Linked DNA regions of Mus musculus: regions 1, 2, 4 and 5 are each linked to region 3. A link is a loop called in an ENCODE intact Hi-C map of the cell type or tissue named here. Cell type or tissue: heart. All regions are shown on one strand. Region 1 overlaps Ccnjl (cyclin J-like). Region 2 has its middle 24 kb from the start of Ttc1. Region 3 has its middle 20 kb from the start of C1qtnf2. Region 4 overlaps Ccnjl (cyclin J-like). Region 5 holds the start of Gm42073 (a long non-coding RNA gene).

Region 1 (5,000 bases), 67 kb before region 3:
ACACGCACACTGTCAGAACTTGACCCTAACAGGCAGGAGGACCATTATCCCACTACCCCCACCTCCCATGGCTTTCCAGACCTGAGGTGGTCAGCCAGGGGCCGGATGGACTTCTAGCTCGCAGGAAACCACTCGGCAATGAGCACTGTTTTCCCAGGGAGGGTGTGGGATCCTGGAAGTGGCCATGAAAGGCAACAGAAATCTGTGTAGACAAAGCCCGTGGGGTTGAAAGAGGGGGAAGAACGGAGAAGGCTCGTGAGAGGGAGCCTGGCTTTGTGTTTACTGGGGTTTAAGAGGATATGACAATCTATAGCTTGTCTTCCGGCCAGGAAATGAGTTTCTCTCTTCCCTTCAGTTATGAAGACACACCAAGTCAGAAAGAATATAATCCACTTTGTGGGCATGAACTCTGAGTACAGGAGGACATTAACATTTTGTGGTTGGTACTTCTGTAGCATAGATATAATTTTTAAAAGTGTTACTGTAGATGCATACTCACGTTTGTTCATGATGTTTATGCAAGCCATGGGGTGCATGGAAGGCTCAGGACAGTTTGGTGGAGCAGTTTATCTACATTATAGTTTGAGGTTTATGGACTCAGGTCACTGACTTCAAGTTGCAAGCACCTTTACCCACAGAGCTGTCTCAGCAGCCATTAGTTTTCTTTTTTAATCATTTTTTTAAATAATAGAAACACCTTTCTTTTAAAAAAAAAATGCCATTAGGCCTTACATCCAAGGCCATGGGATCTGATACAAAGGGCACTCTGGCTTCTCTGGCTTTCTGACCGAAGCCACTCTCTCTGTCCAGGGCTAAGGACTCAGCAGTCTAAGTTACTTTTGAGCGTCAGCTCCTGGTGTCTTCAGGGTCTCCAGAGGACTCAACGCAGCCTTAACTCATGACCTGGAAAGGGCTCCCACTGAGACGTGTGCCTGAGTGTTCACAGCAGCCTCAGAAAAGTGAAAGCCACCAAGGGTCTGTGGGCAGAGGACTGGTCATTCACAGTGGACATGAACTGAGTCAGCAGGAGATCTGATACGAGCTATAGCACGACACACGGAAAACACTGCTCCCGCACTGTGTGGTCCTCCCAGAGTGCACAGGCCACAGAGCCAGAAGCCAGGATAGTGGTGGTCAAGGCTGCGGAGTTAAGGGAAGTGCCTGGCTATCAGAACAAGCGCTCCATCACTGAGCTACACTCTCAGCCCCCCTCTTTTACTTTTTTTTTTTTTTTTGAGACAGTGTTTCACTAAATTACTCACTTGTAGCCCAGGCTAGCCTTCAATTCACTTGTTTGTAGCACAGGCTAACCTTGAGTCTGCCTAAGCCTCTGGAATACTTAGGATTAGAGGCCTGAGCTGCCATCATCACAAGGGATTAAAAAAAAAAGTGTTCTAGACATAGACAGAGTGAGAACGGCACACTTGATGGAAAGGATGCATTAAGTCCCATTGATCTGTACGCTTTAAAGTGGCTAAACTGGTGACATATTACGATTTCAATCTTAACTATAACACAAATATAAAACAAAAACAAAACCACAAAACCCTCACAAAGCTGTGTGACTTTGGGGAAAGTTACACAGCCTCTCCGAGCCTAAAAACCATAGGCATATGAAACATGCCCTCCCACGCTGGTTGGAGGAAGAGACCAGGACAGAATAAAACAGAGGTGCTTGGAATAATTATCAGGATGCGATGACGCAGTTCACCAGAGGTTTGGAAGTTTCCATGTTGTCAAATAATCCTTTTAACTAAGAGGGAACACCAAAAAGACAGTTGGGGGATGGAGGACAGGTAAGATGAAAGGTAAGAAGGAGGATGGCTCTATAGTACATTTGCTGTTTTGTTTTTATTATTGGCACAGGGTCTCAATATGCAGCCCTGGCTGGCTTAGAACTCACTATGGAGATCAAACTGGCCTTGAACTCACAGAGAAATGCTTGCCTCTGCCTCCACAATCTCAGGGCTTAGATTAAAGATTTGTGATACCATGATGTTTATTGGGGGGCCATGGGAGGGGGGGAGGGGCGGATTGCACATGCTTAGGCAAGTTCTCCACTGCCAAACTCTAACCCCAGCCCTGTATGATGCTTATGAGTCTATACTGGGTTGAAGTAGGAGGTACAATTAACTCAGTCATAGAGACTAAGGGGCTGCTTTGCCATATGTTGGCTGTGTGATGACCTAAGATTCTTGCTGTTCTGCCTCATCCTGCAAGCCTAGGCCCTTGCTCGTTTTATGAGAACAGAGGGACCTTAGGTGGGAGAGAACTCCCAGCTATGCAAATTCCGTATCGGCAAACAGCTTCATAAGAACTCAGAAGTTGGAGTTGGGAAGACGACTCAGCCAGTAAAGAGTACCAAGGTTGGATCCCCCTCATCCTTGCACAGAGCTGCATGTAGCTGCATGTACTTGTAATCCAAGAGATGGTGAGGTTGGATCAGGGGGCAGGGGTACTATTGGGGCTTAAGCCAGTCTACCCAACTTGGCAAGCTCCTGGTTTGGTGAGAGACCCCTATCTCAAAAACATAAACTAGAAAGCGACTGAAGAAGACACCTGAAGTGGATCTCTGGCCTCCAGAGGCAGGTGTATACACGTGCACATGCACAAGCAGACAGATAAAACCCTGAGAACTTGGAGCTGTAAAGATCGCTCAGCGAGTAAGACCACATTTGCTCTTGCCAAGGACTCCAGTTCGATTCTCATTATCTATATTAGGCAGCTCCCAATCCTGTAACTCCAGCTCCCAGGAGATCAGATCCTCTGGACACACAGACAGACACACACACACTAAAAATAAATCTAAAAAAAAAAAAAAGCAAAACTCTTCAAACTCACAGGTGGGGACATGGATGCCAGATATCTTATCTCAGAGTAATTTGGGACTGAATCAGCAGAACTTCAAGCTTCCCTAGACAAGGTGTTATCTCCCCCCCCCCCGCCCCCCCCCCCCCCAGGCTGACAGTGAGCTTAGGAGAGAGGGGAGGAAGGAAGGGAAAACAGGATTCCAAGCTGTCACAGGATTCCAGGCTGTCACAGGGACTTTTCTCTCCTGGAGCGTGAGGCAGGTGTTCTGAGACTCCATTCTTGTCTCCCCAGGCTGGCTGAGCCCATCAACATGTGGGTGGGGGCGTCTGCCTCTCCATCTGGAAGGTCCTCTTCCTCTACCATGGCGACAGCAGTACAATGGAGTCTCCACTGTGAGCCCTGCATCCTGGCTCCCCAGACAGACGCTCTGGGAGAACTCCATGGCCCCAAGGAAATATAAGTCCCCTGCCCCCAGCAGGCCTTGATGCAGCCCACAGATCACAGAAGCAGCAGGCCAAAGGCCATGCTGTGCCTGAAATGTGATGCCTGCTCTGCCCTTCTCTGATGGAGACGTTTCACAGGTCCCTGCCTCTCTCCCTGAGATGATAAGATGCTACAAAAGGCTGGGCTCTGAGCAAAATTAGCTCCCACTGATAACTTGCAAATTCTAGCTGGCCTGGGTTAGACAGAGTACAATAGGGTGGAGGTCCTAGGGGAAAATAAGACGGAGTTTGGGAAACTAGAAAGCCACTCTCTTGCCAGGCACTGTGGCAGATGCCTGTAATCTCAACACTGGTGGGGGAGGGGGGGATCACAAAGTTTGAGGGCAGTCTGATCTATACAGTGACTTCCAGACTCACTGGGGTTACATAGAAAGATCCTATCTCAGAAATTAACCAACCAAACAACAAATTATCTATCCAACCAACCAATGAACCAACTAAATAAACTCTAAAACAGTCCTGTGTGTGTGTGTGTGTGTGTGTGTGTGTGTGTGTGTGTGTGTGAGATGACTATCACCGAGTGATGCTGACCATGGTGCTTAGAGTGATATGCCAGGATGAGAAAAAAAAAACACATTAGAAAGAGGGTGCCACCCCCTTATAGCATCAGCTAATAAATATTCAATAACACAGGGTAGTAGCATAGCATGAAAGAGAAGGTAAATTCTGATTGCAAGTTAAGTGTAAAGTATTAATATTAGAGACCCTTCTGTGCTACCTCTTAGTGCAGAGAAGTGCAATGCTCCTGATGTCTTGGGCTCAAACTAGACAGCTGCCATTAAGGGGCAGCACGGAGGGGTGGAACCCCAGTTCCGAGGGATCCTGAAGCTTTTTTCATTTTGCTATTTCCACAAATGCTCTTACGAGGGTTTACCATGTGCCAAGCTCTTTCCCTCTCTACAACTCTCTGTGTGTGGTGTGCATGAGTGTTCACATGCGTTTGTGTACGTGTTTGGCGCACTTACGTAAGAAGGCTGGAGGTTGACAGTAGACATCTTCCCAGATTGCTCTCCACGTTATAGACCAAGGCAGAATCTCTCACGTAAACCCACAGCTAGTCTAACTAGTCAGTTTGCCCTGCAGATTCCCTGTCTCAGCCTCCAGAGTGCCAGGATTATCAGTGGTTTGCCACATTAGCCTGGCATTTATGTGCATGTTGGAGATTCAAACTCCCAGCCAGCACTTTACCCACTGGGACATCTCTCCATCCCTAGTGGGTGTCAACTCTAAGTACATGATCCTGTGTGTCTATATATCTGTAACCACAGTTGTGCAGAAAGATGGGGGGGGGGTTTCCAACAGGGGTGGGCAGCCCAAGTCTACAAAAGCAGCAAGAAACAATGAAGACAGAGGGTGTACCATATGCAATGGTCTGTGATAGGATAGAGCTTTACCAGTGTGGCTGCTATTCGGGGAGCCATGTGTAGAAAGACATGAATCCAGAGGGTTAAGAGCTTGATGGTTGGATCTTATACTGAGGCTCTTGGTCCACCACAGAGCGGTTTTAAATGGCAAGATGACATAGCAAATGTGTGGTCAGGAGCCCATCTAAGCTACAGTACACTGATACAGTAAGCATCACCCAGAAGGACAGGTGTTGGTCCACGTTCCACCCCACTGCTGGGGTGCTGGGCACAGCCAGTGAGGAGGCAAAACCAGAGGAACTTGACTGCGCTTATCCCAAGC
Region 2 (5,000 bases), 230 kb before region 3:
GGCCATACGTAGGGCTATTATACAGTAAATTCATACCCTTGTGATTCTGTATCCCATTCATTATAGATTACTTTACTTACATTGTAGATTACACCACTCTTACATTCACCTTCCACTCTTAGAATCCTGCCTGCCTATATTCTGTGCTAGGTATTTAACTCAGGCCTTGGACATATTACGCAAGGCCCTACCACTGAGTTATATTCCTAAGGCCCTTGTGTCTTGGGCAGCTTAGACTTCAATAGCCCAGGCTATCAATGTGTGATCTTCCAGTTGCAGCCTCAGTTGACAGACCTGAACCACCAGGCAGGGTTCAGATGTTTCCTCTTTCTGCATGTGCCTATTTTCACAGCACTGCTGCCAGTTAGGCTGATGGTGCTAGTATTGTTAGCCAGTACTTGTACTTCATCCGGTCTCTCCAAAGTCCCACACAACTGTGCTTCTAAGTGAACATTACACTATGTCCAGATACAGAAGTAAGTCAGCTGCTAAGCCTGCCTAGTGGCTCATGTTACAGTAGTGGGCACGCATTTCAGCTTGGGCAGAATGCCCACATTGTTTTGTCAAAGTTGCTCAGGTACAGGACATTTGTGGATGATAAGGTAGAAGACCACTTTAATGTTGGCTGTGCTGACAGATTTTTGTTTGTTTTTTGATGCTATGATCTCTGATCTTGCCTCTAAAACTACTGGTATCACTTCACACAGTATCCAAGTATCCAGGGTGATTTAGGAAGACCAGACATGGGCTTTTCAGTGCCATTCTGAGTAGACAGCAGGGTTTGAGCTAAACGCAAATGTTACACAAACCTGAGAGGCTATATATTCCCAAGTGCTAAGCTGGCCTAAAAACCCCACCTTTTGCAACAAGCTTAGCAGGGTCCAGGATGTCAAAATGGAAGAGTATGTAGGTTAGGAGCCAAAGAGCCAGACTGTTGAGACAGCTGTGCAAGATAATGGTAGCTGTATTTGCTGAGAGGTAAGGGGGAGCTTTCTTTGAGACAGGGTCTCATGTATCCCAGACTAGTGTTGAACTTAGTATGTAACTAAGGATGACCTGGAGTTTCCTATCCTGTTGTGCTTTCTTTTCAGACAGCAGCTTCTATTGTACCCCAGGCTGGCCTCAAACTCAAGATCATCATCCTGTTTTAGCCTGAGTACTGGGACCTAAGTAAAAGCTTTAACAGGAAGATTGTTCAGGTCCCTTCTAAGACCAGATCAGACACTACCACAAAGTGGCAAGCCTCTGTGCTTTGCTCTAGGGTTGTCCCTGGGACCAAAAACATGGCCTGAGTTACTGGAGTTCAACAGAGCTGTCCCAACACAATACAGCAGCCTTGTTAGCCAAAATGCAGAGGCAGCAGCCAAGCCCCCATCTCTGTTCCTTTGCCCTTCTGTGGTCACTCCTTTTCCCTGCCCCTTTTCTTATTAAGTCCCACCCTTTTCTCTTCAGGCAAGGTCTCCCCATGTAGTCCTGCTGGCCTCGAACTCACTATGAAGACCAGAATGGCCTCGATCTCAGAGAGCTACCTCTCAAATACTCAGTCATGTGACACCAGGTTTTTTTTTGAACCCCTTTTTTAAGATGCTAAATGTTGTTGACAGTCCTGTGTATGTTTTGTACATCCATACCACCTTTGCAAAATCTCCCTGAATTAACTTCAGTTTGATGGCTGTGATCTTTTTCAGTCTGTCACCTCCATCCTTGATCAGCTCAGTTCTTCTATCATTTAAGTTCCCTTCAAAAAAGAAGACTGAACTTGGTGGCACACCTTTAATCCCAGCACTCAGGAGGCAAAGATAGAAAGATCTGTTACGTTTGTCACTACCCTGGCCTCCAGGGGTCCAGAACAGCCAAAGTAAGACCTTTTACATTTCAATAACATAGAAGGAAGTTGTGGGGCAGAGCTGGAGAGATGGCTCAGCAGTTAAGAGCACTTACTGAACTAGGTGAAGACCTAAGTTCAATTCCCAGAATCTGTGATAGCTCACATCCATTCTTAACTCCAGTCTGGGGAATCTAATGCCTTCTGACTTCTATGGAAATCAGGCATGCATGCATAGCTCAAATATACATGCAGGCAAAGTATTCATTTACATAAAATTTAAAAATATTTAATGACCATGTATGGTGGCATAAGCCTTTTATCACAGCACTCAGGAAGCAGTCAGAGTGAACTGAGCTGAGGGCAGCCTAGTCTACATGAGACCCTGCCTCAAAAATAGATGAATAAATACAAAAAGTCTGTGTTAGAACTACAGCTCAATGGCAGCCTTGCCTAGTAGGTATGAGGCCCCATGGTCAGAATGAATGTAACAACCGCTAAGTGTGTATGCCACCATACATACATCCAATAGCACATTAACTGGACATGGTGGCTGTTACTATAATCCTGAAACTTAGAAGACTGGAGCTACATGAACTCCTGACTCATTGCTCTAGAGAGGGGCTGGGATTCTGTCTCTTTAGTATACTGTACAGGGAACAGTAGTTATTTCTAATCCCTCCCTGTTTGTTTAATGTGCACAGCTGACCATGAGCCCACTCCAGAGTTGGTAAGTGGTCCTGAAACTAGAAAAATAGACTACTTAGACCAAGAAGCTAGTCTGAGATAGCCAGAATTACTACAGAAAACCCTCCAAGAATTAAAAATACCTTTTATATCAAAAACTTCAATATCCTTAGTCATGAGCTGGTAATTGCTGAAGCTAGGAATGAAATTTTTTAAGACAGATTTTTTTTAAAAATTACATTTATATACATGTGCATGTTCATGCCTGCCTGCCACATCGTATGTACAGAGGTCAGAGAAAACTTGTGAGGAGTCATTTCTTCCCCTCAAGCATGTGAGCCACACAGATCAAACTCAAACAGGCTGAGTAACAAGTGCCTCCCCTGCTGAGCCATCTGTCTCAGCAGGCTGTACCTTTACAATTTTGGGGGATGGTTATAATTTAAGAATACTTTCGATTTTCCACCCCTCCAAGGCCTACAAGCTATGGGGAAAAAAAAAAAAAAAAAAAAAAAAGGCCATCCCACAGAAGCTTCCCAAGCCAAAACTTAAAAACATCCCCTGCCTCCTCCTTCCCTTCACTCGGGGCATAGCAGGGCCTACTGCTCCTCCCAGTACGTCATGGCAGCCTACAGAGAAGAGTTGGTGGTGGTGACTGTCGGCAGGTCACTCCTCAGACACAGGAGCAAGTTCCCCTTGCTAGAACTGCTGTCAAGCCCTGGGAGTCACAGCAGACATGAAGGAAACATCTCTCAAGGAGACAGCAGCACTAAGAGCAGCTCTGTCCTGCTACAGGTGTAGTACCATGCTAAGACCCACACCTGGGCTCACGCTTGGCACATCATGAGCAAACAAAATGCAGCTTCCAGTCAGTGCCTTCACTTCGAAGCCAGAAACCCACTAAGGACTTGAAACAAGTTACAGCAGTCTTCAGAGGCCAAGGATACAAGGACAGAATGAGGTAAAAGTAGTTGGCTATTGAGAACATCTGTCTGTGGGACTATGCAAGCATAGTTTGACCACCCCAGAATAATGTGCTCTTGACAAACTGATCCAGACTCCAGTGGCTTCTTCTTATGGATATTTAGCTACACTGAATCAAGCAGTGTTTGACATTGGAGATTGTATACATCCTCTGTAGTGCTAGGCAGCCTTCCAATGATTTGATTTACTGAAATGGGGAAGTTTCTATGTTAGTCACAAGAAAGAAGGGAAGGGGAGGGGAGGGGAGGGGAGGGGGGAGGGGAGAGGGGAGAGGGGAGAGGGGAGAGGGGAGAGGGGAAAGGGGAGGAGAGGAGAGGAGAGGAGACTACAAGCCTCTCAATTACCCCATAGGCTTTCACAAACTAATTTTCTTCCTAATGACAAAGCATTTCTGGCTCACAGGTCAATCCTATAAACTATGGTAGGAAACAGTCTGTATAAGTAGGACTCCTTCTTGTGGATGGGGATAGGGGGTGCTTGAAGTTAGTATGTGTAGGATGACCTTGAACTATATAACCTTAAACACTGAGATTACAGGCCCTATGTGCCATCATACCCAGCTATGAATTCCTTAAAGTTAAAACCGAAGGAACCTTCCACACTTGTAAAGCCAGCCCTACTGTAAAGGCCAGGCTGCTTAAATCAGTAAAGCAATCTGTTGTGTACAGGATCCTAATCAAACTCTGTAGTCAGCTGGCCTCTACCTCTAGTCAGAAGAAATCCCATCAAAGCTTAGTGACCAAAGCCTCAGGGTCTCCCTCAGGAGCATCACCACTTCCCAGGACACAGACCTGGGTTGGATTTTAAAGTCTAAAGAAACAACAAAAGCTACTTTTTGTTTGTTTGTTTTGTTTTGTTTTTTATTTTTTGAGACAGGGTTTCTCTGTATAGTCCTGGCTGTCCTGGAACTCACTCTGTAGACCAGGCTGGCCTCGAACTCAGAAATCCGCCTGCCTCTGCCTCCCAAGTGCTAGGATTAAAGGTGTGCGCCACCACGCCCGGCTCAAAAGCTACTTTTAAAGGTAACCCCTACACAGTAAAACAGTTCTTAAATAAATTAAAAAAAAAAAAAACAAAGACTTTATTGGATAACGTTACACAACATTCTTTAACATTTAACTCTGAGCAGATGGAAGGTGAGAAACAATTCAAGTCTACAAATGAAATAGGCCTGTGAAGATTTTAATACAGACAAAAGGTAGCATGAAGCAGAGCTTAAATATTAAGCAACTAAAGCAATAAAAATGAAGTTGTAACATGGTAGGCCTAGATCTTAAATACCACCAAGTATCCTTTATTTTTTTAATGAAAATCTAATTTGTAATAAAAGGCCCTTAAGGATTTGCCATGAGGAAAAAAAAAAAATGTAGATTCTTACAACCTGATCTCTCCCAGTGCTTTTGCCTTTTTAATTTTTTGGTCAATTCCATCACTCTACAAATAAAAATTTCTAAAGCTTAGAGGTCTTCCTGATACGATCCATGCATGATTCCACATGGCTTGG
Region 3 (5,000 bases):
AGTTCATTGTCATCAAGGCAGGAACATGGCAGCATCTAGGCAGGCATGGTGCAGGAGGAGCTGAGAGTTCTACATCTTTATCTGAAGGCTGCTAGCAGAATACTGGCTTCCAGGCAGTTAGGATGAGGGTCTTAAAGCCCACACCCAGAGTGACACACCTGCTCCAACAGGGCCACACCTACTCCAGCAGGGCCACACCTTCTAATAGTGCCACTCCCTGAGTAGCATATACAAACCGCCGCATCTGCATGCAGTCAGGTGGGTGGCATACACCGCTTGCCCACTTAAACTCATTCTATGGTTTCTGCTACTCTCAGGGTCAAGGTGTGTGCCTTCCATTTGCCATCTCAGCCTTTGAAGTGGAGCTCAGCTGATGGTGTGCTTCATCTTGCTCCACCCTGAGGAGAGAGGTGGGGTCTTTGATTCCTTCCACACTTTGTCTCCCACAGGGCTTTTGCATGTAAAAAAAAAAAACCCTACTCTGCAACAAATGCCTTTTATCCCTGGACCCTCTGCCTCACTCCCACTTCCCCCCAGCTCCGTTGTGACTACCAGTAAAGTGTGCCCTACACCTTGTCAGACAAAGCCTCTTATTGCCATTCGTGTGGACATCTTGCTTGTATTTGTGTGACTATTTTCCCGATGTCTGTCTCCTGTATCCAGTCCTAAGCTCACCTCAGGGTCCCCCGTGCCTAAGGTGAAGCTTGGCACATAGATGCAATTCAGTAAATATTTGTTGAATGCAAACTTGGCCAAGTCTAGCAGCCATTTAGGGGCTACTCTTCAGAAGCCCTGAAAGCCATTTGCCCACAGGGCTTAGCCAAGGGATGGTGGGTCAGCTGAGAAGATGGCCCGCTCTCTGGGTGAATGCCTTAGTCTTTGATCTCAGAGACCTCCATGTGCAGCTCTGCTTGTGTAGTAAATGACTCACCCTAGGAAACCATGCTGGAGGGTTGCCAGCCTCAGCGGGAAGATTCTGTGTGAGGCAGACACAAGAAGCTGGCTGTGGTGATGACGGCATCAGCTCTGATCTTGTCTTTAAATTAGCACTAATGTGAGGGGAAAAAATTAGGAAGTAGATGAAGAATGTCTTAAATGTGGGGTGGGGGAGGGTGTGGCATTTTCCCTGAGCTATCTGTGGCCTTTTCTGGAAAGTTCTTTTTAGGCTTCTGTTTCTACAGCAGGGAAAGGGTATAGCTCTTGAAGAGTGAGGGAGCTACACTAACGTAGGGTCTCCTGTCATCAGACCCATGTGCAAGGAGCTGGGTCTGTGACTCTCAGACTATGGAATCAGAGGGTCCCAAGGAGAGGCGAGCCACTGCTCTGAAAGCCTGGGTAGGTTGTGGTACCAAATGGCTTCAAAGGTCTGACCTGAGACCCCCTCGGAACCAACTCTATCCTACTCAGAAACTTGTCAAAGCCTAGACAGTTCTGGTTTATCAGGCTCCTCCCGCTGGGAAGCATGGGGTAGACAGACCTGCTCACAGGGGCCCCCTATCTGTGGTCTCTGCTTCCCCGTGTCTATGAAGTGAGGTTGGTGGTCTTGGAAGCTGCTGACAATAGTGTGAACTGTGGAGCAGTCCGCACACATCAAAGGCGGCCTGCTGCCAGTGTTCAGTAAACGTTGCCGCCATTTCTAGTGTAGCTCAGGAGATTTGACAGTGATTTGTTATAACAGAAGTCTTCACTGAGGGGTGGGAAGATGGCTCAGTGTGTAAAAGCATTGGCCAGAAAAGCAGGTTAGGGGCAGAAAAGGCCCTAAATACAGATTTTCCCCAAACTCACATACAAGCCTGGCATGCATGAACACAAGTCTGTCACTCTAGTTCTATTGGGGACAGAGACAGGAGGATTGCTGGGGATTGTCAGTCATCAGCAGAGATCCAAGTTCAGTGACAGATTCGGACTCAAGGGAATAAGATGAGAAATGGTAAATCAGGACACCCGCTATTTTTCTCTGGCCTCAGTGTGTGCATGCGTGTACACACACACACACACACACACACACACACACACACACACACACGTCTTCAGTAGAAGCAGAGGCCTGAGTGTGGAGATTTAGACGCTGGCTGATTCCCTCAGCAATGCTACTCATTGTGCGTGTGTTGTCGTCCTTTCCTGACTGCTTTGAAGAGAGAGAGAGATCAACATTTGATGCCTACATTGGTCCTGAGATCTTCTGGCCCAGCCGTTCATTTTGCTGAAGTCACAAACGTTATCACCCAAACCACACAGGGGACCCCAAGACACTCAGGACTGGACCCCGTTCTTGCTTAACAAGAGCTGGTACTCCTGCCCCATCTCAGGCTGGTCTCTGACACAAACAGGGAGCTCAAAACTCTGTCCCAAGTGCAGATGTCTGGAAAAGGTGAGACTGATTTTATTCCTTTTCTTTCTTTTTCTTTTTTCCCAGCACAAGATCACAGCCACCCTAGAACCCTGGCCTGAGACTCTCCCTTTTGTCTTGGGCTCTGAGGCTAGGAAACTGTCTGCTGCAGAGGCCTGCTGGTTTTTCCAGCCCCCTGTGGCTTATTGGAGGTTTGTGCGGTAGGTGTGCTCCCTCTAGTGGCACAAGTAAGAATTACATGCAGCCCGGAAGCCGTTTCTTCCTATTATGGTGGGGGTGAAGAGTGGGGTGGGGATAGGAGAGAGTGGGTTGGGGCTGGGGGGCTGGGGAGCTGGGGAGGCTGGGGGGGTGGTTGTCAAGCCTCCAATGTAACTTTGATGCATTCTGTACTTGTAGAACCGACTCGCCCCCACCCCCGCACTGTCTCTCCTTTACCTCACCCTAATTCCAGCCCTGTCAATCCCAACTTTGACTTTTGCTCTTTGTTTTTGTATTAATCTTGATTTACTAACATTCTCTATTAAAATATTATCTGTATATATTATTGAGTCTTTGGTCATCTTTTAAAATTTGTGTCTGAGATGGGTGTCAGACTTCTCCCCTGCCATAATTTTGATCATCAACCTGCAGAGGAAAAGCCCTTATGTAAACGGAGTACAACACGCACTTGCCAGGGGAGACCTAAGGTCTGTCTGTCAGTGTGGGCTGGAAGCTCTCTGCACTGTCATGATCAGAGGTGGGGTTCTCCAGGCTGCTTCAGAAGGGGGTAGCTGCCCTTCAAAGAATGCACTGAACTGGGGTCTGGTGGCACAGGCCTTAATCCCAGCAGGCGGACTTCTTTGAGTTCCAGGCCAGCCCAGTTGACAGAGCAAGTTCCAGGACAGCAGGACTGCACAGAGAAACCCTGTCTCGAAAACCGTGAGGCGGGAAGCTGCTTTTCAAAGAGTGTATTGAAGGAGAGAGAGCCTTTGGATTAAAGGCTCACCAAGTTCTAGGTCTTCTTCAGTACCTACATAAAGGGAAGACCGCAAACAGGCCCAGCTTCTCAAGGCATTCAAGAAGCCACAGACAGGACTAGGAACGAGGGTCTTACCATGTAGCCCTAGCTAGCCTGGCATTTGTTATGTAGATCAGGCTATCCTCCAACTCACAGAGATTCACCTGCCTCTGCCTCCTGAGTGCTGGGATTCTCATCATCATGCCTGGTTTAAAAAAAATTTTTTTTTTAGAGAAAGGAAAAGAAAAAACTGTTTACAAATGAAGGTGCCAGTCCATCTCAGAGGCTGACCCTTCTGCGGGGACCCCGGGCAGAACCCCTGCCCACCTGTTGATCTGTTTGGGCCACAGAGTACTGCCTGGTTTCTAGACACTTACCCACCCCATTGCATTTGTGGTGGACTCAGTGAGAATGATTAAATAAACCTTATTTTGTTAGCACTGGGCCCACGCTTCCCAGGACCAGCCCATGCCCTACCTGTTGTTCCATGAGTATCCACCAGGGGGCAGTGAGCGCAAGCTGCTTGAATGTTTGACCCTATCAGATAGGAAAATCTCTAAGCGTTGATCATGGGCTTACCGCATTCTGGCATGGAGGCTTCTTTAGCCCTGTATTCTGAAAACACCTGACCAGGGTAGACTCATCTCAGTGCTATTCATTCCTGCCACCAGGCACGCAGTGAAACCCTGCTCTTCATCACCGACCGAGCAGTGGGCCAGCAAATAATAATAAAAAGCCTGGGTCCTTGATGAACAGCGCTTACATTCTGAGGAGGCTCAGGATTACCCCATTGTAATGTCATACTCCCTCTGCATACTGGTAAATTAATACTCTTTTTCTTTTTTCTTGAGAAAGTTTCACCCTTAGCCCAGACTGGCTTTGAACTCAATGCAATCCTCCTGCCTCAGCCAGCAGAATGCTGGAGTTACAGGCAGAAGCTAAAGCAGCTTTCTAATAGGAAGGAACATGATTATGAGGGTCTTTGTGATCTTCCACCCTCACAAGTCTCAAGTCTCTTCTTCTTAACTGCCCAATTCTTCTGGCTTCAGTCAGTTCCTAAAGAGCACCCAGCTCTTCCCTGTGTAGAGAGGGCATTTGTACCGGCGACCAGGTCATTTTGCTCGAAGAACATTCCTTTCAGGTTCTCCTGTTGCCCTGTGTCCTGCTTCAGAGCCCAGCTCCTCTGTGCACTCATGGGCTCTGATTTACAATTCTTTGACCTACGGATTTTTGACTTTGGAAGGTATAAATATAACACACGTTCAGCAGGAACTGCCTGGAATTTTGATCTTTCCCCTCACTGTCCCTGTGTAGGACATTGGCTTTTGCAACAGTGACAGTAGGCAACCTGTCAGGGTGAACAATTGCTCTTCTGTGTGCCATGTGGCTGGGCCCCAATGCTCACTTTTGAATGTATCTTTAACTGAGCAATATTTTAAAACTTATTGTGTTTTAAACGCAATCCCAACGGAAGCAGAGGAGTAGCTGTGTCCTGGTTGAAGGAATCTCAGAGAGCTATGAGAGATGGGGGTGGAGGGTGGGGTATGGGGGTGGGAGCAGGGGTCGGAAGAGTGGTAGTTGTCCCCCCACCCCCATCTATGTAGTGGTACAGGGTACACATGTAAGTCAAAATCCATGTTTTCCACGTAAAAT
Region 4 (5,000 bases), 92 kb before region 3:
GGCATTGCTCTGATGATTTTTTCCCTCCCGGATGTGATTATTTTCTTAGATGTGTGACTTCAAGAGCAGCAGGTGAATGGGGTCCCACTGAGCTAGCTGAAGGCTTTAAGAGCAATGACTAAAGTTTTCCAGAAAAGGAACGCTGCCTCAAGGTTGCAAGAAAGAAATTACCCAAGTTCCTGGCTTGATGGCCAACCCTGCAAAGTTTAGACTTCACCGCTGTGTCATATCAACTGTTACCTGCTGACGTGAAGTCTAAGAATTCTGTGTTGGCCAGCTTCCATGGCTGTGCGCGTCAATTCCTTGCAGCAAATCTATTACTGGTTTGCTTTTGAAGAGCAATGGTGGATGCAGGAGAGCAGGTTGGGAGGTCAAGCCTCACTCATTCTTCTGCCCAGGGAAAGTCAGTTCCTGCTTAGAGGGTAGGACTCAGGTCCAGAGGATGTAAAAGGATCCTCACAGGCTCATGTGTTTGAATACTCGGTCCTCAGCTGGTGGCCTTGTCTTGGGAGGTTGTGGAACCTTTTGTAGTTGGGACCTTGCTGGAGGGAGTAGATCTCTAGGGATCCAGCCTTGACACTGACAGCCTGACTCTACTTCCTGTCCCATTTCTCTTCCTGATCCATGAAGATGTTCCTGCCACGGCTGTCACAAGCTCCCCTTGCCTGCCATGGCTGCTCTGCCACAGTGGACTGCCTTTCAAACCATGAGCAGAAATAAACATTTTATTGGGTCATTCTGTCACAGGCATGAGAAATCTCATAAACCTCTGAATCTCTTTCACCTCTCACCCAAAGGAGACTCCCACTGAGGTAGAGTAGAGAGATGTGGGAAAGGGCTGACTTGCTAAGAGATGTCCAGACAAAGGCAGCAGAGACCAAGAGCAGGTGATGTGTTTATTGCAGGACATCTGGTCCTGAGAATCAGGCTAGTTCTGGGGCCCCAGTGGAGGTACTTCTCTCAAAAGCCCAAGCCCAGGGCAGACAGATACAATAGACTCCAAACCAGTTACACACAAACAGAGAGACTGGTAAAGGAGATGGAGGGGCAGGAGCCGAAACATACACACACACACACACACACACACACACACACACACACACACACACACACATACACACACACACACACACAAATAACAAACGAATGTGCAGGTTCCTATGCTGGTTGAGAAAATGGCAGCTCCTCTTCTGCATCCAGCTCTTTCCTTCCTCTGTTTCCATGAGACATCCATCTGCTCAGAAAAGCCCTATCGCCGTTAAATCTGACTCAGTAGCGTGTGGCCAACCTTCCTGGCCGTCCCTGCTATGGTCTCTTGGATTGGCAAATGAGTCAAAGAGAACCAAGATGGCAGGCAAGGTGTGGTGGATACATCAGAGGCTGAAGCAGGAGGAGCAGGAGTTCAAGGCCAGCTTTGGCTCTGCACTAAGTTTGAGTGTAGCCTTAGCTACATCAGATCGATCTCAAAAAAAAAAAAAAAAAAAAAGTCCCTACCCCCACCAAAAGAAAACAAAAACCAACAGAGACACAATCGTTTCAAAAACTAAATTACAATTTGTTTCTGTGGTCTTTTGCACCTCCCTTCCAATTCTGATGGGTGAACAGCATGTCCCCTGACCAAGAAAAAAACAAACAAACAAAAAAACCCCAAAAACCAAACCAAACCAAAAAACCCAACCACAAGAACATCTTAAGCACAGGCTGTGAGTCATAGTCATAACATATTGCACATGGTGACAGTGTTCCTGAGCCCTCGCACTGCAAATCCCAGACATGGGCTTTTGCTCTAGCAATCTCTTGCCTGTCAACGCTGGTGTCATATACCACGTTAGTCCCTTCCTCCCCACTTTTCTAATATTCCACAGTATGACTACCCTTTAGTATTGGCCAAACTCAAGTCTGGGATCAGTTTAACCTCAGCACTAAAAGCAAGTGGTGGAGGGAAGTAAGGGCCAGTTCAAACCTTTGTCTCCTTCAAACAACATTCCCCCACCAGGGGGCAGTAATCCAAGTCCAATAGGCGAACACTTGCATCCCAGGGGTGGACTCTTGCAAAGTGAGCCTGAGAGGTGGTATCCCTCGCTGTTGTTATCCACCAGTTGGTCCCAAGTTGGATTAATAAAAGATACAGCCTCATGTGGGACAGACAGACAGTGTGGCAATTCAAACTTTTTGCTCCTACAGAATTTTCAAGTATCATAAAAATCCCTGACACGGTATGTAAACAAGATTTTTTTTTTTTTTTTCAGGATAGAAAGCTAGACTGTTCCAGGAAGCAGCAGCATGTGAAATAGCTAGAAGAATGGAAAGATTTGGGGTTCAAAAACAAAGGGCAGGCAAGATAGCCACTTACTGTGCCTTATGGGCTCAGTGCTCAGGCCTAAACACGGGCCATGGGACCCTTGGAGTGGAGCTAGGGAGAGAAAGACACTCAGGATGGATCTTCTAGGGACATAGACAGACGTGTCAGGTGCCCCTTCTTTTTCAGTGGTATGGCTATGAAAAGTAGTCTTTGAGAAGTCCGGATGTATGCAGTCCTCACTGTCCAAGTCTGATATGCTCCATCGGATCCGCAGTTCAGGGGAAAGGTCACAGAGCCATGTCTTTGTCCTCCAGGCATACACGGAAGGATTTCCCAGAGAGATGCTGTTGGGCGTATCCCTGGATGTTTTGTTCTGTTGATTTGTTTTTAAAAAGAGCAAAGACCCTCTCTACTTAAAGGTACTAGGTTCTCTGTCCCACCTGGATGAGCTCTCCTCTTAGGTATTTACTTCCTTTGTCTGGATCTTTCAGGATTCTCCCTGTGGTCCAAGTGTGGCCTAGCTGTCGAAACAGCCTGCAGGGAACATATGGCTGCCGCTGAAGTAGCTGCTTCCGTAGGAGGCCGTAAGGCAGTGCCTGGGTTCAGCTGCTATGGCCATCTGCATGCTAAGGGATGCAGGGACGGGCACAGGACACATATCCAAGGGCTGGAGGGTTGGGTATGGCGTGTGGAGGGATGGACCAGTGTCTCCTGAGAGCAGGCCCCCTGAACGGTGGGCCTGCAACGAGTCCCGATATGCCAAGCACAAGTCCTGCGCTGGACTCTGGAACTGGGCTAGAGTTGTTGGCGGTGGCTGGCTGAGAGTCGGGTAGGTGGGCGGTTGGAACAGCACTTGGGCGGGAGCTGATGATGAGCCCGGCACCATGGCCAGCGTCTGGCTCTTGACTGCAACGGCATCCTTGAGGACATTGTCATAGGCTCTGAAAGGAAAAGGCTCAAGTGAGTTTTGGAGATGCAAGGCCACTAGGCACCTGCTTACCTTCCTCGGTAAGTGGGACAGTGCCACACCACTCAACGATGACACATTATAACACAGCCACGGCTATCGACTTACTAGACTCAGGCCTCAGGTCTCAGCTTGCAGCTGTTTCTGTCCCCAAACCTCTCTGATCCTGTGCAAGAGTAGGCAAACTTGTCCCCGCAGCTCCTGAACCTCCTCCACACCTTGGCTGTTAAAGCCCCAGCAGGTAATTTGGGTCCCACTTGCTTCTGTTCACTCAGCACCCCAGCACTTGGCAGAGACCCTCCCCTCTGCTACTTTCTAGGTTCTTCAGGGCCCGCTCTATCCCCATCTGGGAGAATCTCTAGCAGCTACAAAGCAAACTGCCCCCTGGGGTTTGGAAGCAAGCAATGACAAGCAACACGAGCCTGGGGACTGATACTGGAGTAGCCATCATCGGTCAAAACAGGTTGTGTACTGACTTGGGGACGTTTTTGTTTGTTTGTTTGTTTGTTTGTTTTGAGACGTTTCTCTGTGTAGCCCTGGCTGTTCTGGAACTTGGTTGGCCTCAAACTCAGAGATCTGCCTGCCTCTGCCTCCCCAATGCTGACATTAAAGATGTGCACGCCCATCACCTGGCTTGACTTGGGGACTCTAAAAGTATACAATTGAAGACTCAGTCTAGGGAGCAGGGCTAACATCTTAGAGTGGGTCTCCGATATCACAGCAAAACTGCTGGCATTCGGATGTTGAGAGGTGGCTCTTTGGGGACTGAAAGTCTTCTGCTTCTGCTACCCAGACCCAGTCACTCAGGCCTGCATAGAGGTAGTCACTACCTGCTGGTGGAAGAGGGAGGTAACTGCTCAAGGGCTATTCAGATCTCTCTGCACTCCTCTTGGTAGCCATTATTGGTCTCTTTGGCTGCCAATCTCTATTTCACAGTGTTAGATCTAAAATTACCCACTGACCCCTTAAAAGAGGCTGTGATCTCTTAGCTGAAGCCACTTTGGACCTGGTTGGCTAAGTGGTCACTTTTGCAGCTTGCCTGAGAAAAGGAACTTATGAGAGAATGAATTCGCAAAATCACACTGGGACTTACATCAGTCAACCCAGATAGGATGGAGTTCAGTTGATAGAGTACTTGCCTAGCACGCATGAAGCTGAGTTTGACCCTTAGCAGTAAATCAACTGAGCATGGTGGCACACACCTGTAACATCAGCACTCAGGATGGAGGGGCAGAAAGATCGGATGTTCAAGGATAGCCCACTAGCTACATAGTGAGACTGAGTTACCCTGGGCTATGTGATACCCTGTCTCAATAGCAAAATACAACAATAGGATGAGTGTAGACATGAATATAGGAGCAGGTGCCCCCAGCCCTGTTCCTCTTTTCCCTCTCTCTCCAATCTTAAAAATGCAAAGAGAAACAACCAACTCTCAAAGCCCCATTCTTAGTTCTTTGTTTTTCCAAGACAGGGTTTCTCTGTGTAGCCCTGGTTGTCCTGGAACTCACTCTGTAGACCAGGCTGGCCTCGAACTCAGAAATCTGCCTGCCTCTGCCTCCGAAGTGCTGGGATTAAAGGCTTGTGCCACCACTGCCTGCATTCTTAGTTTTCTTTTTCTTTTCTTTTCTTTTTTTTTTTTTTGAGACAGTTTCATATTTCTCCTAAGCTGACCTCCAGTTTTCAATCCTCTGGCTTCAGTTTCCCAAGTGTTAAGGTTATAGTTGCATGCCG
Region 5 (5,000 bases), 960 kb before region 3:
CTGAAATGGCGGAGTAGCACAGGCTTTTGTTAACGTTCTTGCCACAAGATGAAGTTTGATGAGATTTGTTCATTTTCTGACAGATAAGGCCTTTCATGAAAGCTCATCTAAACCGTGATAAAGACAAGGAACTGGTGAAGCTCACTCAGTACCTCAAGGAGATCGCTAAGCTTGATGACTTCTTGGAGCTGAATCACAAGTACTGGGAGAGGTAACTGCTAACTATGTCGCTTTACTCTTGAGACCAATGAGTGAAAACACACTGGCAGTGCCAAACTGTGCTCTGAATTTTGTATAAGGTGGGAAAAGTCTGAAACCACTTTTTCAGTCTACTGGAGTCCCCTCAAAGGTATTTCCTCTAACCCCTAACTTTTTCATAAACCCACATTCCTTCGGGTCTTTAATATTCCAGTAGTAGGAACTTGAGAAGCTGGAGTCACTTGGGACAGTAATCAGCTTACTCTCTGAATTCCCTACTCCTCCCACCATGATTCTTTAAGGCAAGGTCTCTGTGTGAGCTACAGCCTTCTCTATGTTTTTGACTAGAGTCCTTTTATTCTTTGTTTTGTTAATATATTTTATGTGTGGGATGTGTGCATTCAGGTATGCCCTCCTTTAGTATCTTTTATTTCACTATATGCAGGAAAAATTAGATCTTTAGATGAACTCTGAGTTAATTAGAAATCGCAACTCTATGTAATATTGGGACGTAGGCAGTGTGATGTGGTATCTGGTGCTTACAACCTCCCAAGGCTAATTGTAAATCTGAGCAGCCTGATTTGGTGACCCGCTTCACTTTGTGCCTGAGAAATACGAGGAACATAGCACTCCACAAGTAATTACAAACTGTACTCATCTTAAAAGGTCTGCCCTGAAATAAGTCCTTTGGCATGAGAGGTATATTGCTTTACTGAGCTTAGTCTGATTCTGTTTTGACGAGTTTATCTCATTTCCTGCAGGTATCTATCAAAGAAGCAAGGACAGTAGTTAGCAGTTACACTCAGAGTTGAAGATCCGGAGGTCTGTGGACCTCTGTTTCTTTGCTAGGCATTACCACGGCTGTGCTGGACACTGAAGCAGATGCCAGCCTGCCTAGCTGTGGTCTTCCAATGCTTTGTAAACAAAGTGCTAAACAAACAAACAAACAAAAAGTTCTCTTCCCTCTATGTTAATTTACTCTTGAAGAATTGTTCTCTGGCATTAATTTTTGAGGTGTTTCCCAAATCCTCTAAAAATGGAAAAAGGAAAGGAAAATGAAAAAAGGAGAAAAATATATCTACGATTGCCATCTTGTGACTTTGGAAATGAGTTTTGTCTTATGCTTTTCTGCTTTTGTCTCCTTGTATAATCATCTGCCTGAGTCTGAGACCAAATCTGTCTTCAAACTAGCTAGTGCTTTCCCCCTTAAAACCAAAAGCAGCACCAAAAACCCCAGACCAGCTTCTAAGTAACGACCTGGTTTGTTATGCTGAAAACTCGCAAGAGTTGTCCTTCCTTGTCAGAGTTTCTCTCCTGCAGTCTACTCAGAAGATCCTGAAGCTGTGTTGTGTCAGTGCTCCTTAAGAATGAAGGACATCTGCGTGGTAAGGCTGTGCCCTACATGACAGGGACAGGACAAGCAGACTGAAATAACACAGCAGGACAAGGCCGAGTAGAAGCACTTCTGCCTAAAACTAGTCATGAGCACAGCTTACCACAGTAGTAAAAAGGCACCATCACCAACTCGACTCTCAGAAGCATGGATAGCATCTCTGCCTACTCCAGTCGGGTGTCATTGTAACTGCTAACACCGTTGCAGCAAACATCTAGCCATAAGATTAAAAATACCTGATACTTGCAATGCTTAAGCCTGCAAATATGTATGTGACTGTTGTTTTATGTTGACAGTATTGCTTTATACAGTTCTTGTATTGAAAGGAATTGCTCCTTTTAAATGAACAGGTGTACATTGTTCTTATGGGACTATTTCAGTGGTGTAAATAATAAATATCTTTTCTTAAAACATTGGTTATCTGTTTTATAATGTCTCAAATATTTTACCTCTTTGTCAGTTCACCAACCATGTTCAGGCAAGGACCTCTGAAAATTAAATGCAGAGGCAGAAAGAATTAGAGCTGGAGACCAGCTGCAACTATGATCTCAAACAAGTATGTGTGCTGTTCTGTGTATATCATTATACATTCAAAATGATTTTAGCAGCTAGATAACATGCGTAATGAAAATAATTTATTAAAATGTTTCTTAAGCATCTGGGAATTTTCAGAAGAAAATTTAAGGGCCAATAGAATGTTTACGTGTTTATTCATGTATGCATTGCCTTTGTCCTTTTCAGTTGCTCTTACTGATACACCAGGATCTGCCTCCCCAGGACTGGCTCAGTCCTGTGCGCATCCCCAGTGCAGGATGCTAGGCTCATTTTGTATTGTTTGGCTTTTTCCTCATGTGGATGTGTGGGTGCACATGGGGGCTAGAGGTTGACATTGGACACTTCCTTTGATAGCTCTCTACTTTACTTGAGGCAGGGTCTCTTGATGAATCAGATAGAAAAAAATCTAAGCCAATTTACCTGTCTCTATCCCCTGAGTGCTGGGATTACAGACTTTGCCATCTGTCTTGTGTGTAGGTGCTAGGGATCTGACCTCTCATCTTTAGTACGCAGATGGCTAGCATTCTACTCACTGAAGGACCTCTAGCTCCTGTGAGTGCCAGTGATCTGAACACAGGTAGGTCCTCATGTTTATATGCAGGCCCTGCCATCTCCCCGGTTCTAGACTAGAGAGAACATTTAAGGTTAGTTTCATTTTCCATGTGTGATGACAGTTTATTGTTCCAAATAGTAACAGAGAAGGGCTTCATACTTCACAGTGAGCTGCACATGAAGGATAAGTTATTAATTAACCTGGGTCAGGAAAGAACAAACACATTCTTAACAGACGTGAAACCACATTTAGCCAGGTGGGGTTTTACATCTCCCACCAGTAGGTGGCACTCCAACCAAAGTTTGGAGCCAGTATGTTACTAACCACTGAGGCCATTTGGGATCTTGAGCTTTGTGTAATTAATAATTTCACATTGTATGAGACCCTTTATACCTTCTAACTCTTAAGACTTCTTTCTGTGACACACAGTTGACAGTTCAAAGGTATATCTCATAAATCTTACTTTTGCCAGGCATAATTCCAAGATTAAAATAATTGATATTTAGGGGTGTACATTTAGTCTAATGACTATATACCATCTTGAAATCTTACATTCAGAGAGTGGTTTGAGATCCAGGAGCCCTTTAAGTTTGCATTAGCAAACACTGGGATATTGAATTCTTTGTATCTATATGTAGTAGTACCTATTATTCCCCTATAGGCGAACAAGCAGGTAAATAGCAAGCAACTGAAGCATGTTCAATTATGGAAAGTGAACTAGTTGTCATCTGTTGGGGTAGAGCTACACAGAGGCAAGAGACTAGAAAAGCTGTAAAAAATGCTTAGTATCATTTAATTGTAATTAATACTAGTAAAATACTATTATGATTCTCAAAACTTTTTCCCCAAAACTCATGTGTTGAACACTTGGACCCCGGTGCTCAGAGGCAGGGCCTTGAGAAAGCAACCGGCCTCCTGCCTCAGTCAGCCCCTCAATTCTGTGGGAGAATCAGAGTCCCAGTACAGGTGCGCAGGAGTTGGAGAAAAGGGTGTAATTTGTAATTTGTCAAAGTGAGCATCAGACTTAAACATTACAGAAGAAAACAAAGAAGTTAGGTAACACAACAGCCAAGGTACATTGAAGCTATCTGACACAAAACAGAGAAATGCATACAAAAGACTGTCAGGAACCAGGCAGTGTTTACAATTGAGATAAGATCAGCCCTATCTAGAGTCAGCTAATGAAGGGGCCAGGTGAGGATTTCACACCCTAGTCACAATTTATGCTATTCCTCTGAGCCCTGTGAAAGCTTGCACCAGGGGGTTCTGCTCTAGCAGACCTTTTCATGAATAATGCAGTACTGTAGTTCTTCCTTAAACCACAACCCTCCTTCTTCCTAGGCCATGGTAAATTCTTGCATTTGGGAGTAATTTGGCTGCTCTTTTAAGTATCTGTAGGGAATCTCCATTTGTCAGAAGAACTCACCGACTTTCTTCTAATACACAATGTATTCTGCCATACCTGACTGTAATGAAGACTGTAATGTATACTTCGCTAAGCTTGCCCTGAGATTTCTAACTCCTATCCAGTAAAATATGCAAGAAAGCATGCAAGACCCTCCACACGATCACAGGGACAAATTTGGAGCATTCTTACTATGGGAATGCCAAGGTTCCAGGAGGCTAAGTTTCTGTGAAACTCTTTGCCTTGGGACTGCATCCAAGCCTTTAGGCCTGTCATACAGAGTTGACTGGAGTGGGTGTGGCAGACTCTAAGGGTACTGACCTAATAAATAAAGGAAGCCATAGGTTGCTAGATACGGAAGCTGGGTTTTGCTGTAAGACACGAACTCTGCCTCCTGCCTACACAGGTAAGCAGCATTCTCCAGCATATCTCTGTCAAATACGGAGAGACAGTACAATCAACTGGCCATTTGCTGACACCTCCAGTTACCCTTCCAGATACCCAGTTGTTTATCTCAGGTACTTTGTCACAGCGACAGAGCACTGACTTAACCATGAATGGTGAATAAGTCTATGTGGAATTTTCTCCCACAAAGTCATCAACAGAACTATTTTATGATACAGATTGTTATAATACAAGTTTCTACTAAAGTATTTGTACATCAAAAACTTAAGAGGTGCCTTGGAGAGTAAATGCTTAGCTATTTATGTAAAAGTCTAAGTTTTAGAATAGTTTTGGGGAATCATGTGGGTCTTAGTGTGAATGTCAAGCATTTTGAACTTAGAACCCCTTGGAGATTCTTTGATTGATCTAAGACTTAGGATGGATCATGACATTAGAAGAGAAAGGGCAGGCCACTCTCAGACCTGAAAGCTAGGCATGCATGACTAGAAATG

The links. Peaks named below come from ENCODE experiments on the same cell type or tissue, not always from the same donor. Only the 100,000 strongest peaks of a DNase experiment are listed, where the experiment ranks them.
Region 1: a loop joins it to region 3, with 4 times the contacts of the local background. A loop is called at or near these places in 9 of 42 quality-filtered maps.
Region 2: a loop joins it to region 3, with 2.1 times the contacts of the local background. A loop is called at or near these places in 7 of 42 quality-filtered maps.
Region 4: it touches region 3 in a loop (9-fold over the local background); 26 of 42 quality-filtered maps call a loop at or near these places.
Region 5: it touches region 3 in a loop (4-fold over the local background); 2 of 42 quality-filtered maps call a loop at or near these places.

Annotation. Positions count from the first base shown.
Region 1 is chr11:43,558,287-43,563,286 of GRCm38, reverse strand. The region is part of intron 3 of Ccnjl (cyclin J-like); the gene reads right to left. Among named protein-coding and RNA genes, the nearest start is that of Ccnjl, 32 kb to the right of the region's middle. In heart, no CTCF peak of the experiment used is centred here; no DNase peak of the experiment used is centred here; H3K27ac peaks cover 3,170 bases.
Region 2 is chr11:43,721,971-43,726,970 of GRCm38, reverse strand. It overlaps a transcript of Pwwp2a not described here. Among named protein-coding and RNA genes, the nearest start is that of Ttc1, 24 kb to the left of the region's middle. In heart, no CTCF peak of the experiment used is centred here; no DNase peak of the experiment used is centred here.
Region 3 is chr11:43,491,730-43,496,729 of GRCm38, reverse strand. No RefSeq gene overlaps it. Among named protein-coding and RNA genes, the nearest start is that of C1qtnf2, 20 kb to the right of the region's middle. In heart, CTCF peaks have their summits at 1,513 and 2,546 (motif pointing left); DNase peaks (open chromatin) are centred at 949, 2,569 and 3,849; H3K27ac peaks cover 298 bases.
Region 4 is chr11:43,583,535-43,588,534 of GRCm38, reverse strand. It overlaps Ccnjl (cyclin J-like), which reads right to left. Exons shown (of 6, transcript NM_001045530.2): 6 at 1,536-3,243. The coding sequence ends at 2,820. Among named protein-coding and RNA genes, the nearest start is that of Fabp6, 16 kb to the left of the region's middle. In heart, CTCF peaks have their summits at 1,778 and 1,985 (motif pointing right); a DNase peak (open chromatin) is centred at 1,994.
Region 5 is chr11:44,451,575-44,456,574 of GRCm38, reverse strand. It overlaps Ublcp1 (ubiquitin-like domain containing CTD phosphatase 1), which reads left to right. Exons shown (of 11, transcript NM_024475.5): 10 at 84-211; 11 at 960-2,004. The coding sequence ends at 987. It overlaps Gm42073 (a long non-coding RNA gene), which reads left to right and starts at 2,284. Exons shown (of 3, transcript XR_879809.3): 1 at 2,284-5,000. In heart, a CTCF peak has its summit at 2,975 (motif pointing right); no DNase peak of the experiment used is centred here.